Regions from separate parts of the Homo sapiens genome. Here region 2 is linked to region 1. The links are chromatin loops, found by intact Hi-C in ENCODE. Cell type or tissue: CD14-positive monocyte. All regions are shown on one strand.

What was found. Hi-C counts contacts between places; a loop is a spot of excess contacts. Peaks named below come from ENCODE experiments on the same cell type or tissue, not always from the same donor. Only the 100,000 strongest peaks of a DNase experiment are listed, where the experiment ranks them.
Region 2: it touches region 1 in a loop (2.3-fold over the local background); 28 of 110 quality-filtered maps call a loop at or near these places.

The regions. Positions count from the first base shown.
Region 1 is chr20:36,551,960-36,559,959 of GRCh38, reverse strand. The region is part of intron 2 of DLGAP4-AS1 (DLGAP4 antisense RNA 1); the gene reads left to right. Among named protein-coding and RNA genes, the nearest start is that of MYL9, 14 kb to the right of the region's middle. In CD14-positive monocyte, CTCF peaks have their summits at 3,037 and 3,239 (motif pointing left); a DNase peak (open chromatin) is centred at 3,269.
Region 2 is chr20:36,749,821-36,757,820 of GRCh38, reverse strand. It overlaps DSN1 (DSN1 component of MIS12 kinetochore complex), which reads left to right. Exons shown (of 11, transcript NM_001145315.2): 9 at 1,992-2,139; 10 at 2,971-3,058; 11 at 4,924-6,026. The coding sequence ends at 5,033. Among named protein-coding and RNA genes, the nearest start is that of NDRG3, 7.7 kb to the right of the region's middle. In CD14-positive monocyte, CTCF peaks have their summits at 2,852 and 3,054 (motif pointing right); DNase peaks (open chromatin) are centred at 1,120 and 3,050; H3K4me3 peaks cover 1,141 bases; H3K27ac peaks cover 2,210 bases.

The sequences.
Region 1 (8,000 bases):
ACCTCAGGTGATCTGCCTGCCTCAGCCTCCCAAAGTGCTGGGATTACAGGTGTAAGCCACTGTGGCCGGCCAGGTTTTCTTGTTTTTAAAAAATTATTTTTAGTTTTGACACAGAGTCTCTGTTGCCCAGGCTGGAGTTCAGTGGCGCGATCCCCGCTCACTATAGCCTCAACCTCCCAGGCTCAAGGAATTCTGCCTCAGCCTCCCAAGTAGCTGGGACTACAGGCATGCACTAACATGCCAGGCTTTTTTTTTTTTTTTTTTTTTTTTTTGAGACGGGGTCTTGCTCTGTCATCCAGGCTGGGGTGCAGTGGTGCGATTTTGGCTCATTGCCACCTCTGCCTCCCGGGTTCAAGTGATTGTCCTGTCTCAGCCTCCCGAGTAGCTGGGATTACAGACACGCGCCAGCATGCTCGGCTAATTTTTGTATTTTTAGTAGAGATGGGGTTTCACCATATTGGCTAGGCTGGTCTCCAACTCCTGACCCCAAATGATCTGCCCGCCTTGGCCTCCCAAGTGTGAGCCACCACGCCCAGCCTCATTTTTCGTTCTCAAAGGTGAGGAGTACTTATGATTCTGTTTCTGAGGGTCTCCATCCTTAGAGCAGGAGAAATATTGGAGGTTTTTGGCCGGGGTAGTGATGTGGTCAGACGGCCTTGGAACGCGCAACCCGAAATGGCCCTGTGGAGGGTGGAGGAGAGGGTCAGGAAGGCCAATTAAGAGGCCATTGCAGGTCATGTAGTTACATGCTTGAAATTTATGCATTTTTCCATACATGAATTATGCTTCAAGTTTTGTCTTTTTTTTTTTTTGAGACGGAGTCTTTCTCTGTTGCCCAGGCTGGAGTGCAGTGGCGTGATCTCGGCTCACTGCAAGCTCCACCTCCCAGGTTCATGCCATTCTCCTGCCTCAGCCTCCCGAGTAGCTGGGACTACAGGCGCTCGTCACCACGCCCGGCTAATTTTTTGTATTTTTAGTAGAGACAGGGTTTCACTGTGTTAGCCGGGATGGTCTTGATCTCCTGAGCTCATTATCCACCCGCCTCGGCCTCCCAAAGTGCTAGGATTACAGGCGTGAGCCACCGCGCCCAGCCTGTTATTGTTTTTTTTTGGAGAGTAGAGTTTTACCATGTTGCCCAGGCTTGTCTTGAACTCCTGAGCTTAAGGGATTGCCTGCCTTGGCCTACCAAAGTGCTGGGATTACAGGCGTGAGCCACCGCGCCCAGCCCATGCTTCAATTTTTTAAAAAAGACTATCACAGCTGAGCACGGTGGTGGCTGCCTGTAATCCCAGGAACTCAGGAGGCTGAGGTCGGAAGATCACTTGAGGCTAGGAGTTTGAGACCAGCCCCGGCAACGTGGCAAGACTCCATCTTTATTTAGAAAAAAAAAAAAGTGAAAATCACAGTGCTCCATGTAAATAAAGTTTAAAGCTCAGATCAAGGGGTTCTGGGCCCAGTGGGAACAGTATGACAAGTCTGGTGACTTGAGTAGGATTCTGGCTTAGAGCTTTCCAGAGTTTGAAGAGGGGTTGGGTGAAGGTAGGGGCCGACATGGGGAGAAAATCAAGTCACACTTGAGAACTGAAGGTAGAAATGTCTGAATGAGACTTAGAGCCCTTGCCGAATGAATAAACTGACTCCGTAGCTCTGGGGGTCCTGCTAGGAAGGGGAGCCAAGTGAAGGCCTGACACCCATCCTTAAGTGTTGTGGCTCGGAGAACTGGGACGGCCCTCGTGGACCACTTGGGGAAGGCATGAAGGGTCTCTGCGGGAGGAAGTCATTTCTTTATATTCCCTCCCTCCCTCAGATACTCTCCTTATCTGTTTGTCTCTTCTCACAGATATGACTGGGGCTGGGGGTACAGTGTCCCAGTGACAACGATCTGACCCACCTGTCTTTGAATCTGGTTCTGATGTTCCCTAGCGGTATGATTGAGCCTGGATAGGTTGCATTGCCTCTTTGAGCCTCTATTTCCTCATCTGTTAAGTGGGGATGATATCCAGTTTGCTGGCATAAGACTCACTTACCCTTTTCCCCCTTTCTAAAAAATGCCTTCTGCAATTTAATTTTAATTTTAATTTTTGTTTTTGTTGTTTTTTGGAGACACAGTCTCGCTCTGTCACCCAGGTTGGACTGCAGTGGCACAATCTCAGCTCACTGCAGCCTGGACCTCCCAGACTCAGATGATCCTCCCACTTTAGCCTCCTTAGTAGCTGGGACTACAGGCATGCACCTTCATGTCAGATTAATTTTTGTATTTTTTGTAGAGATGGGGTGTTGCCATGTTGCCCAGACTGGTCTTGAACTCCTGTGCTCAAGTGATCCGCCTACCTTGGTCTCCCAAACTGCTGGCATTGCAGCTGTGAGCCGCCTTGCCTGGCCTATTCTGCAGCTTCCCTGCCGTCTTTTTTTTTTTGAGACGGAGTTTTGCTTTTGTTGTCCAGTGCAATGGCGTGGTCTCGGCTCACTGCAACCTCCACCTCCCGGGTTCAAGCGATTCTCCTGCCTCAGCATCCCAATTAGCTGGGATTACAGGCATAGGCCACCACACCTGGCTAATTTTTTGTATTTAGTAGAGATGGGGTTTCACCATGTTAGTCAGGCTGACCTTGAACTCCTGACCTTAGGTGATCCACCCGCCTCAGCCTCCCAAAGTGCTGGGATTACAGACATGCACCACCGCGCCTGGCCTTTTTTTTTGAGACTGAGTCTTGCTCTGTTGCCCGGGCACTCCACTCACTGCAACCTCTGCCTCCCAGGTTCAAGTGATTCTCTTGTCTCAGCCTCCCTAGTAGCTGGGATTACAGGAGCCTGCCACCATGCCCAGCTAATTTTTGTATTTTTAGTAGAGACGGGATTTCACCATGTTGGCCAAGTTGGTCTGGAACTCATGACCTCAAGTGATCCGCCCACCCCAGCTTCCCAAAGTGCTGGGATTACAGGTGTGAGCCACCATGGCCAGCCTTCCTTACCATCTTATAACATGCCCATATTGTGGATGGAAGAGAATGGTGCAAAGTGGGGCCCTTGGGCACCCCAATATAACATGCCCATATTGTGGATGGAAGAGAACGAGTTAGGCTCTTGAGGGCTTCATAGGCCTGGGGCTGCTGGTCCCTTGAGATTGCTTTCTAGCATCTTGCAGTTTGGGGGACCTTACAGGTGCCAAAGAGGCCATCCGTTGTCTGGGAAAGCAGACGGGGCCAGGAATTCTGAGCATCGCGGCCCAAATTCGCTGGGTGACCTTCGTCGTCCCCTAGTGGTGAAGTGTGGCAACATCATATCCGGCAGGAATGGGTTTTGTGGCTTTGTGCCAGATTTTGTTGACTTTTGCTGCAGGTGCTGGGTAGGAATTCCCTCAGTATATTTTTTGCACTGTGGCTTGCTTTTTAGTTGCTGTTATTTGCTTGGGTGCAGTTCTCGTATTTGCTTTTACACCATTATATTTATTGAATGGGGCTTCAGTTGCCAGCAAATCCTGTGTGTTTTGTTACTATATACATGTTGAGCATCCCTGATCTGAAAATCCAAAGTCTGAAATTCTCCAAAATTTGAAACGTTTTGAGCACCAACATGACGCCACGAGTGGAATATTCCATAATTCACCATGTGTGACGGGTCACAGTCAAAACTTTGTATTGTGCACAGAATGATTAAAAATATTGTATGCCAGCCTGGGCAACATGATGAAACCCCGTGTCTACAAAAAATACAAGAATTAGCCAGGTGTGGTGGCGCACACATGTAGTCACAGTTACTTGTGGGGGCTGAGGCAGGAGGATTGCTTGAGCCCAGGGTGTCAAGGCTGCAGTGAGCCATGATCGCACCATTGTACTCCATTCTGGGTGACAAAGATAGACCCTGTCTCAAAAAAAAGATCTCTGGGTATTTGCGGCGCGTCCCATCTGGCTCCACATCCTTCTCCTTACCTTGCCCCATTCTCTAGCCCAGAGACCACGGGCAAAGTTCCTCCTTCAGTTTGGCTTTGTTCTTTTTTTAAGATAGAGTTTCGCTCTGTTGCCCAGGCTGGAGTGCAGTGGCGCGATCTCTGCTCACTGCAACCTTTGCCTTCCAGGATCAAGTGATTCTCCTGCCTCAGCCTCCCCAGTAGCTGGGATTACAGGCATGCACCACCACGCCCGGCTAATTTTGTATTTTTAGTAGAGACAGGGTTTCTCCATGTTGGTCAGGCTGGTCTCGAACTCCCGACCTTAGGTGATCTGCCCACCTCGGCCTCCCAAAGTGCTGGGAGTACAGGCATGAGCCCCTGCGCCTGGGCGATTGGCTTTGTTTTTTCATCAGTTAAAGGTAATGACCAGGGTTCCTCCTGAATTCCAGATAGACCTCAATCAGTTCTTGTGTCCTTTCTCCATCCATGCTTGTCCTTATTGAGGTTTATTCATCAGGTAGGACCCTGTTAATTTCAGGTACTATCTTATATAAGCTTCACTCTTTCTCTCTTCCCAGTCAGCGTGGCCCCATCTCTTCCTTGTCCTCCTCACTTGCATATGACACACTGCATTCAGGACACAAGGCCATCAATATGTCCCCAGGCACTACCTCTAAGCCCCACCTCACCCTAGGAATCCACTCTTGAGGGTTTTGAATGGGTCCTTGGCTATGTATGAAGAGTCCCCTGGGCAATTCTGCAGTGGTTAAGTCTGCATGTTTTAAAATTACACTGAAGTTCTTGGGCGATACTCTCATCCCATGTCTTTTCTCCCTCATATTGCTTTTGATATGCAGCCCTGTTGAGGTATGGACATTGAGTCCTGCATGGTATCCACAGTATGCATTCATCACGTTTCACTTACTGATTTTCCTCTTGATAGATAAGTAGGTCCCCTCCAGTTCCCTGTTACTGTCAGTGCTGCCTCAGTGAACTGTTCCTGCCCCTTCTGGGCCTATGCACAATTCCTCTGGTATACGTTTCCAAGTGTGGAGTTGCTGCATCAGAAGGGATTTGCTTGCTCACAGGTGCTGCGTGGTTGCTGTCCTGCACTGGTGCGCCAGTCTGTCCTCTCATCGCCTTAGGATTCTCTGCATCTTTTCCAATGGTATCATCCCTCTCTCCAAATTTTGACAATCTGATGGGCATAAAGTGGCTTCTTATTTTTAATTTGCTTTTCTTTCTGACTGCAGTTGTCCCTTCATATCTGCAGGTTCTGCATCCATGGATTCAACCAACTTCAGATAGAAAATATCATGAGGCAGGAGGATCACTTGAGCCCAGGAATTTGAGACTAGTCTGGGCAACATAGGGAGACTGCCTCTACAGAAAAAAAAAAAAATGAGCGGCGCAGTGGCTCATGCCTGTAATCCCAGCACTTTGGGAGACCGAGGCAGGCAGATCACCTGAGGTTGGGAGTTTGAGACCAGTCTGATCAACATGGTAAAACCCCGTCTCTACTTAAAATACAAAATTAGCCAGGCATGGTGGTGCATGCCTGTAATCCCAGCTACTCAGGAGGCTGAGGCAGGAGAATCGCTTAAACCCAGGAGGCGGAGGTTGTAGTGAGCCGAGATTTCGCCATTGCACTCCTGCCTGGGCAGCAAGAGCGAAACTCCATCACAAAAAAAGAAAAAACCAATAAAAATAACAATACCACCAAAAAACAATACAGTAAGGCCAGGTGTGGTGGCTCACACCTGTAATCTCAGCACTTTGGGAGGACGAGGTGGGTAGATCACCTGAGGTCAGAAGTTCGAGACCAGCCTGGCCAACATGGTGAAACCCAGTCTCTACTAAAAATATAAAAGTTAGGTGGGTGTGGTGGTGTGTGCCTATAATCCCAGCTAGTCTGGAGGCTGAGGCAGGAGAATCGTTTGAACCCAGGAGGTGGACATTGCAGTGAGCCGAGATCGCACCACTGCACTCCAGCCTGGGTGACAGAGCGAGACTTTGTCTCAAAAAAGAACAACAACAACAACAACAACAAAATACTTTCACGGACTCTGGTGTTTTCCCCCATCTGTCTATCTTTCCTTTTTTGTTTATTTATTTATTTATATACTTTTAGAGACAGAGTCTCCCTCTGTCACCCAGGCTGGTGTGCAGTGGTGCAATCATAGCTCAGTGTAGCCTTGAACTTCTGGTTTCCAGCGATCCTCCCGCCCCAGCCTCTTTTCTTTTTTTGAGACGGCATCTCACTCTGTTGCCCAGGCTGGAGTGCAGTGGCACGATCTCAGCTCACTGTAGTCTCCACCTCCCGGGTTCAAGTGATTCTCCTGCCTCAGCCTCCTGAGTAGCTGGGACTACAGGTGTGCCCCACCACACCTGGCTAATTTTTGTATGTTTAGTGGAGATGAGGTTTCACCATGTTGGCCAGGCTAGCCTCGAACTCCTGACCTCGTGTGATCTGCCTGCCTCGGCCTCCCAAAGTGCTGGGATTACAGGCGTGGGCCACTGAGGCTGGCCTGATTCTCTGTTTTGTTTCTGGCTCTTGACCAAGCTGTTTCTCATAGCTGGCAACAATGATTTTATGATCTCTTAGTTTATCTCCATCAGGACGGTGGGGGTCTGTTTTTTATCTAGAGAGAGATGACAGGAAACCTGATTTGTTAGGTTTTTTTGGTCGTTATTTTGCATGTTTGTGATCTCAAGTCACTTAAGGAAACACTGAAAGGAGAAAGCCCATTGAGATGTGGATCAGTGAGTTTTTGTGTTTTTTGGTTTAACTTGATGTATGAAAGACTGTAGAACTGAAGCTTCCAAGTTTCTGTATCTATATGAGTTTGAAATGTTTTTCTACCACCATAGTATATCAAATTAAATTATAATGTCTCTTAAATTTTAAGATCTAGGCCGGTTGCTGTGGCTCACGCCTGTAATCCCAAGCACTTTGGGAGGCAGAGGTGGGTAGATCACCTGAGGTCAGGAGTTCAAGGCCAGCCTGACCAACATGGTGAAACCCCAGCTCTACTAAAAATACAAAATTAGCTGAACATGGTGGTGCGTGCCTGTAATCCCAGCTACTTGGGGAGCTGAGGCAGGAGAATCACTTGAACTTGGGAGGCGGAGGTTGCAGTGAACTGAGATCACACCACTGTACTCCATTCTGGGTGACAGAGTGAAACTGAGTCTCAAAAAAAAAAGTTTAAGATTCATTTTGATTCTATTATAAGGTCTAATGAGGCTGCCAGAAAGATAAGGAAACACAAAAATTTTCAGAAAATAAATGGAATTTCTAATGTTTTAAAAGTGCTAGCCTTTGGAGGAATTTAAAAAAAGGACTCTGTCAGGTGTGGTGGTATGTGTTTGTAGTCTTAGCTACTTGGGAGGCTGAGGCAGAAGGATCACTTGAGGCCAAGAGTTTGAGGCCAGCCCAGGCAACAAAGCGAGACCCCATCTCTACCAAAAATTTAAAAATTGGCTAGGTGCAGTGGCACATGCCTGTAATCCTAGCACTTTGGGAGGCCAAGGCAGGTGGATCACCTGATGTCAGGAGTTCGAGACCAGCCTGGCCAACATAGTGAAACCCCCTCTCTACTAAAAATACAAAAAGTTATCCAGGCGTGGTGGCGGCTGCCTGTGATCCCAGCTACTCGGGAGGCTGAGGCAGGAGAATCGCTTGAACCTGGGAGGTTGCCGTGAGCTGAGATCGTGCCATTGCACTCCAGCATGGGCAACAAGAGTGAAACTCTGTCTCAAAAGAGAAAAACCACAAAAATTAAAAAATTAAGGCCAGGTGTGGTGGTTCACACTTGTAATCTCACCACTTTGAGAGGCCAAGGTGGGAGGATTGCTTGAGCCCAGGAGTTTGACACCAGCCTGGGCAACATAGCAAGATCCTCTCTCTACAAAAAATAAAAAATTAGTCAGGCGTGGTGGCACAGGTCTGTAGTAGCAGCTGCTCAGGAGGCTGAGGTGGGAGAATTGCTTGAGCCCAGGAGTTCTAGGCTGCAGGGACCTATGATCACACCACTGCACTCCAGCCTGAGCAACAGAAAGACCCAGTCTGAAAAAGCTAGACAAATACTAGGAAAAAATAGAAAATTTT
Region 2 (8,000 bases), 200 kb before region 1:
AGACACATCTCTGCATTGTATCTGGCAGCCTGGGGTTGGGCCAAGAACAGTAACCAAGGGGCTTCAGTGAGCACATGGCCTATGAGCTGCAGGTTTGGGGGATGCCCTTGGCCAGGGCCTTCTTGGAGACAGAAAGACATGAAAGTGGGTGATGAGGAAGATTGAGGAAAGAGAGGATCTTTGGGTCTTGAAGGTAGAGGAAAAGTAGGAAAGTGCTAGGTGTTGTTTTGTTTTGTTTTGTTTTGTTTTGGAGACAGACTCTCGCTCTGTTGCCAAGGCTGGAGTGCATGGCGCCATCTGAGCTCACTCTGCCTCCCGGGTTCAAGCAATTTTCCTGCCTCAGCCTCCTGAGTAGCTGGGACTACAGGTGTCTGCCATGATGCGTGGCTAATTTTTGTATTTTTAGTAGAGACAGGATTTCACCATGTTGGCCAGGCTGGGCTGGGTGTTTTTTTGTTGTTTTTTTGTTTGTTTTTTTGCTCTGTCGCCCAGGCTGGAATGCAGTGGCACGATCTCGGCTCACTGCAGCCTCCAACTCCCTAGTTCAGGCGATTCTCCTGCCTCAGCCTCCCGAGTAGCTGGGATTACAGGCATGCTCCACCACACCCCACTAATTTTTGTATTTTTAGTAGAGACAGGGTTTTGCCATGTTGGCCAGGCTGGTCGTGAACTCCTGGCCTCAAGTGATCTGCCCATCTTGGCCTCCCAATGTGTTGAGATTACAGGTGTAAGCCACAGCACCTGGCCAGAAAATGCTAGATTTTGATTTAGTTGAACATTTAAACCATGGTTTTAAGCTTTTTTTTGAGATAGAATCAGCTAGAATCCCAACTACAAAATGTTAGTCAAAACCCTAATTACAAAAGTGGCCTCTCAGTAGAGAGGGGCTTTGAGGAGCATGGTTTGAAAAATTTCCCCAATCCAGGTAATGATGGTTATCAGTTACTTTATTCACCCCTTACATACTGTATTTATGAAGATAGATAATGTGTAAGATGCTAGTTTCAGATAAAATCTTTTGTGGCAAAGCTTGTAGGTTAAGAGGAATGGTTCTGGAAGCAGACTGTCTGTTCAGACTCTAACTGTTCCTTAGTTTTGTGACCTTGGGCAAGTCACTTAGTCTTGAATGAGCCTGAGGTTCCTCATTTGAAAATGGGGATGATATTAGTACCTTCCTCATTGGGTTATTGTGTCAAATTAGGTTAAATGTAAAGTGCCCAGTAATATCTGGCATATACTTAGCACTCAGTAAATTGTAGTAGTTGTTGTTATTAAAGTTGTTGTTCATCAGTTTTCATGAACTCTCAGTCCTGTTCAGTTATTTTAGATAATTGAAGTAGGCCAGCATGTTTTGGTAAACAATTATAGACACTGACTTTAGGATAGTAAGCTTTGGCTTCACTCTCTCCCAAGTATAGTCCTTCTGGTATATGGACCTTACTATTAAGTGGATTCAACTGACTGGAAGCTTCCAGCATTTCCTGGAGTCCGGAGGTATAAAGACATGAATACTAGACAATTGTTTCAGAACTTCTTGTTAAGGCCAGGCGCGGTGGCTCACGCCTGTAATTCCAGCACTTTGGGAGGCCGAAGCGGGCAGATCACAAGTTCAGGAGTTCGAGACCAGCCTGGCCAACATGGTGAAACCTCGTCTCTACTAAAAATACAAAAAATTAGCTGGGCATGGTGGCAGGTGCCTGAAATCCCAGCTACTCAGGAGGCTGAGGCAGGAAAATTGCTTGAACCCGGGAGGCAGAGGTTGCAGTGAGCCGAGACCTGAGACCGCACCACTGCACTCCATCCTGGGCAACAGAGTGAGACTCCATCTCAAAAACAAACAAACAAACAAAAAAAAACCTTTCTGTTAAGAAGTGAGCCTATAGCTAGCGTAGAGTGGAGGAATACTGATTCAGCTTTATAGGATAATCTTTGGTATCTCTTCCAGAAAATAATTACAGAATCTCTCAAAAGCTCTTGTGTTTTGTTTTTAGAGGATCAACTGAGGCCAAAATTACTGAGGTCAAAGTGGAACCTATGACATATCTTGGGTCTTCTCAGAATGAAGTTCTTAATACAAAACCTGACTACCAGAAAATATTACAGAACCAGAGCAAAGTCTTTGACTGTATGGAGTTGGTGGTAAGTGGGCTCATGTTTATTTAGTTGAGTTATCCAGCTTTGCCACCTTGTAATCCTTGGAAATTAAAAGACCTGGAGAAATGTATAAGTGTAAGTTGAATATGTATATTCAACTCTACCTTAGGAAAACATGGAGAGACAATTAAAAAATAATAAACAAATGAATATATAGTGGTAAATGCTGATGAAGCAGGGTAAGAGAGACAGACAGTATAGGGAGGTTGGTGGGTTGCTATTTTATATAGCAAGGTTATTGAAGGCTCCTCTGAGGTGCCATTTCAACAGACTTGAAGGAAATGAGCCATGAGGACGTTTGAGGGAGTAGTGTTGTGTCAAACCAGGTATTAATAGCAAGCAGATGGCATTTGAAAGGACAATTCAAGGAGAGTTTATTTTCAGAAAGGCTAAATAGAAAGGTATGGGTATTGGAGAACCACAAGGGTTAGTGGAGTAACCTGGGGCTTATAGGCAGTAGAGCTCTTACTCCTCCTAGGACTCAAAGGGAGGAGGGAGTAGCAGTTACTGTGGCATCTAATGGGAGAAAGTCACATGGTTAGCTGAGTTGAGCCAACTCAAGATGACTCGTTCAGCTCCTTCCCACTTAGGCATCCTGTTGGTAGAGGTTACATGGGTCAGCCTCCTGGAGCATAGAGCAGCCTGGAGAAGAATGTGGTGTGACTTTGGAGGAACAAACAGAATTATCTGGCATAAGCATTCCAGGCTGAAAGAACAGCAAGCCCAGAGCTCCTGAGCAAGAGCTTGCTTGTCAGGTTTGAGGAACATCCAAGAAGCCATGGACCTTTACAGCTCACAGCTGTCTTTTTTCTACAGATGGATGAACTGCAAGGATCAGTGAAACAGCTGCAGGCCTTTATGGATGAAAGTACCCAGTGCTTCCAGAAGGTGTCAGTACAGCTCGGTAAGCTTGTCTCTTGAGGGGACCAGAGTTCAGGCTGTTTTCCATGATAGCCTTTGGGATACAAACTGCCCTTCAAAGCCTATGGTCCAAGAGGGTAAGACCTATATGAGGTGATTTGTTTTTCTCCCCACAATAAATAGTATGTTATGGGTACTCAGAGTTGATAGGAAATTTCTAGATGTAAATTCTACAGAAGCACAGTAGACTGAGAATTAAATCCCCATGAAATATGTTGTTGTTTTGGTAAATCCAAGACTTAAGAAATACCCACCCATTGCTTTTTCCCTCTTCATTTCTCAAGAATTCACTAAGTGACACTGACATTACTCCTCCCTAGCTTTTCCTGACCTCCTTCCAGCCCTAAATTATTGGCTATACATACCTTCATTTTCTTTCTTCTTCTACTTTTTTTTTGGGCTGGGGGGGCAAAGTCTCTCGCTTTGTCATCCAGGTTGGAGTGAATGGCACAATGACTGCACAGCTCACTGCAGCCTCAACCTGATAGGCTCAAGCAGTCCTTTCACCTCAGGCTCCCAGAGTAGCTGGGACTAAAAGCATGCACCACCACCACCACACCCAGCTAAATTTTTAATTTTTTTGTAGAGATGGGGTCCCCCTGTTTGTCCAGGCTGGTCTTCAACTCCTGGGCTCAAGTGATCATCCTGCCTCAGCCTCCCAAAGTGCTGGGATTACAAGTGTGAGCCACTGCACCTGACCATCTTGTTTTTTTGGGTTTTTTTGTTTGTTTTTTTTTTTGAGACGGAGTTTCACTCTTGTTGCCCAGGCTAGAGTGCAATGGTGCGATCTCGGCTCACTGCAACCTCTGCTTCCCGGGTTCAAGGGATTCTTCTGCCTCAGCCTCCCGAGTAGCTGGGATTACAGGCATGCTCCACCATGCCCGGCTAATTTTATATTTTTAGTAGAGACGGGGTTTCTCCATGTTGGTCAGGCTGGTCTCGAACTCCTGACTTCAGGTGATCCACCTGCCTTGGCCTCCCAAAGTGCTGGGATTACAGGCATGAGCCACTGCTCCCAGCCTCCATCTTCTTATTGATCACATTGTATTGTGATTGTAGTGGTGGCTGGCTTTCTTTCTTTCTTTCTTTTTCTTTTTTTTTTTTTTTTTTGAGACAGTCTCGCTCTGTTGCCCAGGCTAGAGTGCAGTGGCATGATCTTGGCTCACTGCAACCTCTGCCTCTGGAGTTCAAGATATTCTCCCACCTCAGCTGCCTGAGTAGCTGGGATTACAGGCATGTGCCACCATGCCTGGCTAATTTTTGTATTTTTAGTAGAGATGGGGTTTCACCATGTTGGTCAGGCTGGTCTTGAACTTCTGACCGCAAGTGATCTGCCCATGTTGGCTTTCCAAAGTGTTGGGATTACAGGGATTACAGGCATGAGCCACCCTTTTTTTTTTTTTTTTTAGACAGGGTCTTGCTCTGTTGCCCAGGGTGGAATACAGGGGCGCAGTCATGACTCATTGCAGCCTCAACTTTCTGGGCTCCCAGGTGATCCTCTTGCCTCCCATGTAGTTGGAGGATCGTGCTAGGACCATGCTAGGCTAATTGTTTTTTTTTTTTTTGTAGAGACAAGGTCTTACTGTGTTGCCCAGGCTAGTCTCAAACTCCTGGGCTCAAGGAATCGTCCCGCCTTGGTCTCCCAAAGTGCTGGGATTACAGGCGTGAGCCACCATGCCCAGCTGTGGCTGGCATTCTTACCAAATTGTCATCTCCTTGAGGCCAGAGACTCTCTTATTTGTCTTTGTAATGCCCTTCCATGTGTGTCACAATGTCCCTACATTAAGTTTTCAATAAATGTTACGTTATTTCAATTGAAATTTATTTTTTGGCCTCTTTTCTCTGCAGGAAAGAGAAGCATGCAACAATTAGATCCCTCACCAGCTCGAAAACTGTTGAAGCTTCAGCTACAGAACCCACCTGCCATACATGGATCTGGATCTGGATCTTGTCAGTGACTTTATGAGAGTTTCTGCCACAAGGTGCCCAAGAGGAGAGGAATGGGAAGAGTGCCCCAGCACGTGGTGACTGCGTGATTTCTGCTCGTTGCCTTTGAAGATAACTGGCAGGACTGACTGTAGAACACTTTGACTTTTTTCAAAAAGTGATGGAATTTGTACATCCAAATGAATATTGTATAGACAATTTTCCCAGGAATGTGCAAAATGCTTGAAAGTTCAAACTTCTTTTTTGAAATGATCTTCAGATCCAGTGGCCCATTCTTTTATCTTTATCCTGTGAAGGTGTTTTTCAGGTTTTGAAACAATCCAAAAATCATTTAGGACCAAGTCTAAGGAAACATTTTAGTGGCCAAGTTGGATTCCGATTGTAAAGGAATGATACTAATTTTCTAGCATGGCTCTGAAGGTGATTTTAGGTAGAAGAGTTTTGAGGCTGGGCGCAATGGCTCACGCCTGTAATCCTAGCATTTTGGGTGACTGAGGCGGGTGGATTGCTTGAGCCCAGAAGTTGAAGACCAGCCTGAGAAATAAGGTGAAACCCTGTCTACAAAAAATACAAAAAGTTAGCTGGGTGTGGTGGCGTGTGCCTGTAGTGCTAGCTACTCAGAAGGCTGAGGTGGGAGGATTGTTTGAGCCCAGGAGGTTGAGGCTGCAGTGAGTTCTAATTGCGCCACTGCACTCCAGCCTGAGCGACAGAGTGAGACACTGTCTTAAAAAAAATTAAAAATTGTAAAAAAATGAAAAAAAAAGTTTTGAGCATTATTTGCATCATTGGGATACATATGTCACTTCACAAGATGTTCAATTTGAAGGAAATACCACTCATTCTCTATGTCCTGTTGTCTGTAGTGTGCTTCAGTTTTTCATATTGAGTTGACCTAAATCCTGGATTCATGACAAGAAAGGAGTAAGTACTACTATTCATTGTTCTATTTGTTTATAATCTGTATTATAAAATTGCACATAATTAAAAGCTTTCCCTTGTCTTCATCTATGTTTTGAGTGTATAAACAAAAAGGGAGTGCCGGGTGCGGTGGCTCACACCTATAATCCCAGCACTTTGGGAGGCCAAGGCGGGCAGATTGCCTGAGCTCAGGAGTTCACGACCAGCTTGGGAAACATGGTGAAACCCTGTCTCTACTAAAAATACAAAAAATTAGCCGGGCGTGGCGGTGTGCACTTGTAGTTCCAGATAGGAGGGTGAGGCAGGAGAATTGCTTGAACCCGGGAGGCGGAGGTTGCAGTGAGCCGAGATCGTGCCCTTGTACTCCAGCCTGGGCGACAGAGTGAGACTGTCTCAAAAAAAAAAAAGAGGGAGGGCTGGGCATGGTGGCTCACACCTGTAATCCCAGCACTTTGGGAGGCCGAGGTAGGTGAATCACTTGAGGTCAGGAGTTCGAGACCACCCTCGCCAACATGGTAACCCATATCTATAAAAAAATAGCCGGGTATGGTGGCACACACCTGTAATCCCAGCTATTTGGGAGCCTTAGGCAGGAGAATCACTTGAACCCGGGAGGCAGAGCTTGTGGTGAGCTGAGATAGTGCCACTGCACTCCTGGGCAGTGCTTTTTCCCGGGCGAAAAGGCGAGACTCCATCTCAAAAAAAAAAAACCAAAAAAACTAGGAGGGTTTAACAGAAAATAGGATTCTTTGCCAAGATGCTGAAGTGAACAGTAGTGTTGAGATATACCTCTGCATTAATTATCAGTAGAACACCAACTAGGCCAGGCACTTCAGGAGGCTGAGGTGAGTGGTCGCTTGAGCCCAGAAGTTTGAGGCCAGCCATGGGCAGCATGCCAAAACTCTGTCTACAAAAAATACAAAAATTAGCTGAGAGTGGTGGTGCATACCTGTATTTCCAGCTACTTGGGAGGCTGAAGTGAGAGGATCAATTGAGCCCGGAAGGCCAAGGCTGCAGCAAGACATGATCACAGAACTACATTCCAGCCTGAGCAACAGAGTGAGACCCTATCTCAAAATTAAAAAAAAAAAAAAAAAAAAAGCCACACACACACAAAAAAACCCACCATCTAATTTATTACTTACGTTTCTTATTCTGGCCAGGCATGGTGGCTCACACCTGTAATCCAGCATTTTGGGAGGCTGAAGTGGAAAGATCACTTGGGGCTAGGAGTTCAAGATCAGCCTAGGCAAGATGGTGAGACCCCTGTCCCTACAAAAAATTTAAAAATTTTTTAAAATTTGATGGTGTGTGCCTGTAGTCCTCATGCCTGTAGTCCCAGCTACTCAGGAGGCTGAGGCGGGAAGATCCCTTGAGCTCAGGAGTTCAAGGCTGCAGCGAGCTATGATTGTGCCTATGCACTCCAGCCTAGACAACAGCAAGACCCTGGCTCAAAAACAAGCTAAATAAATAAATAAATCCAGGCAGTAGTGCCATGGCATGCTCATGGCTCACTGGACCCTCAACCTCCTGAGCTCAAGCAATTCTTCCACCTCAGCCTCCCAAACAGCTGGGACTACAGGTGTGCACCACCACATCTGACTAATTTTTGTTTTGTTTTGTTTGAGACAGAGTCTCCCTCTGTTGCCCAGGCTGGAGTGCAGTGGTGCCATTTTGGCTCACTGCAACCTCTGCCTCCCGGATTTAAGTGATTCTTCTGCCTCAGCCTTGCGAGTAGCTGGGATTCCACACATGCACCACCACACCTGGCTAATTTTTGTATTTTTAGTAGAGATGGGGTTTCACCATGTTGGCCAGGCTGGTCTTGAACTCCTGACCTTAGGTGATCCACCCAACTTAGCCTCCCAAAGTGCTGGGATTACAGGCGTGAGCCACCGTGCCTGGCCTAACTTCTGTACTTTCGTAGGAATGCGGTTTCTCCATGTTGCCCAGGCTGGTCTCAAACTGGACTCAAGATATACACCCACCTCAGCCTCCCAAAATGCTGAGATTACAAGTGTGAGCCACTGTGCTCAGCCAAAATAAAATGTTTCTTATTC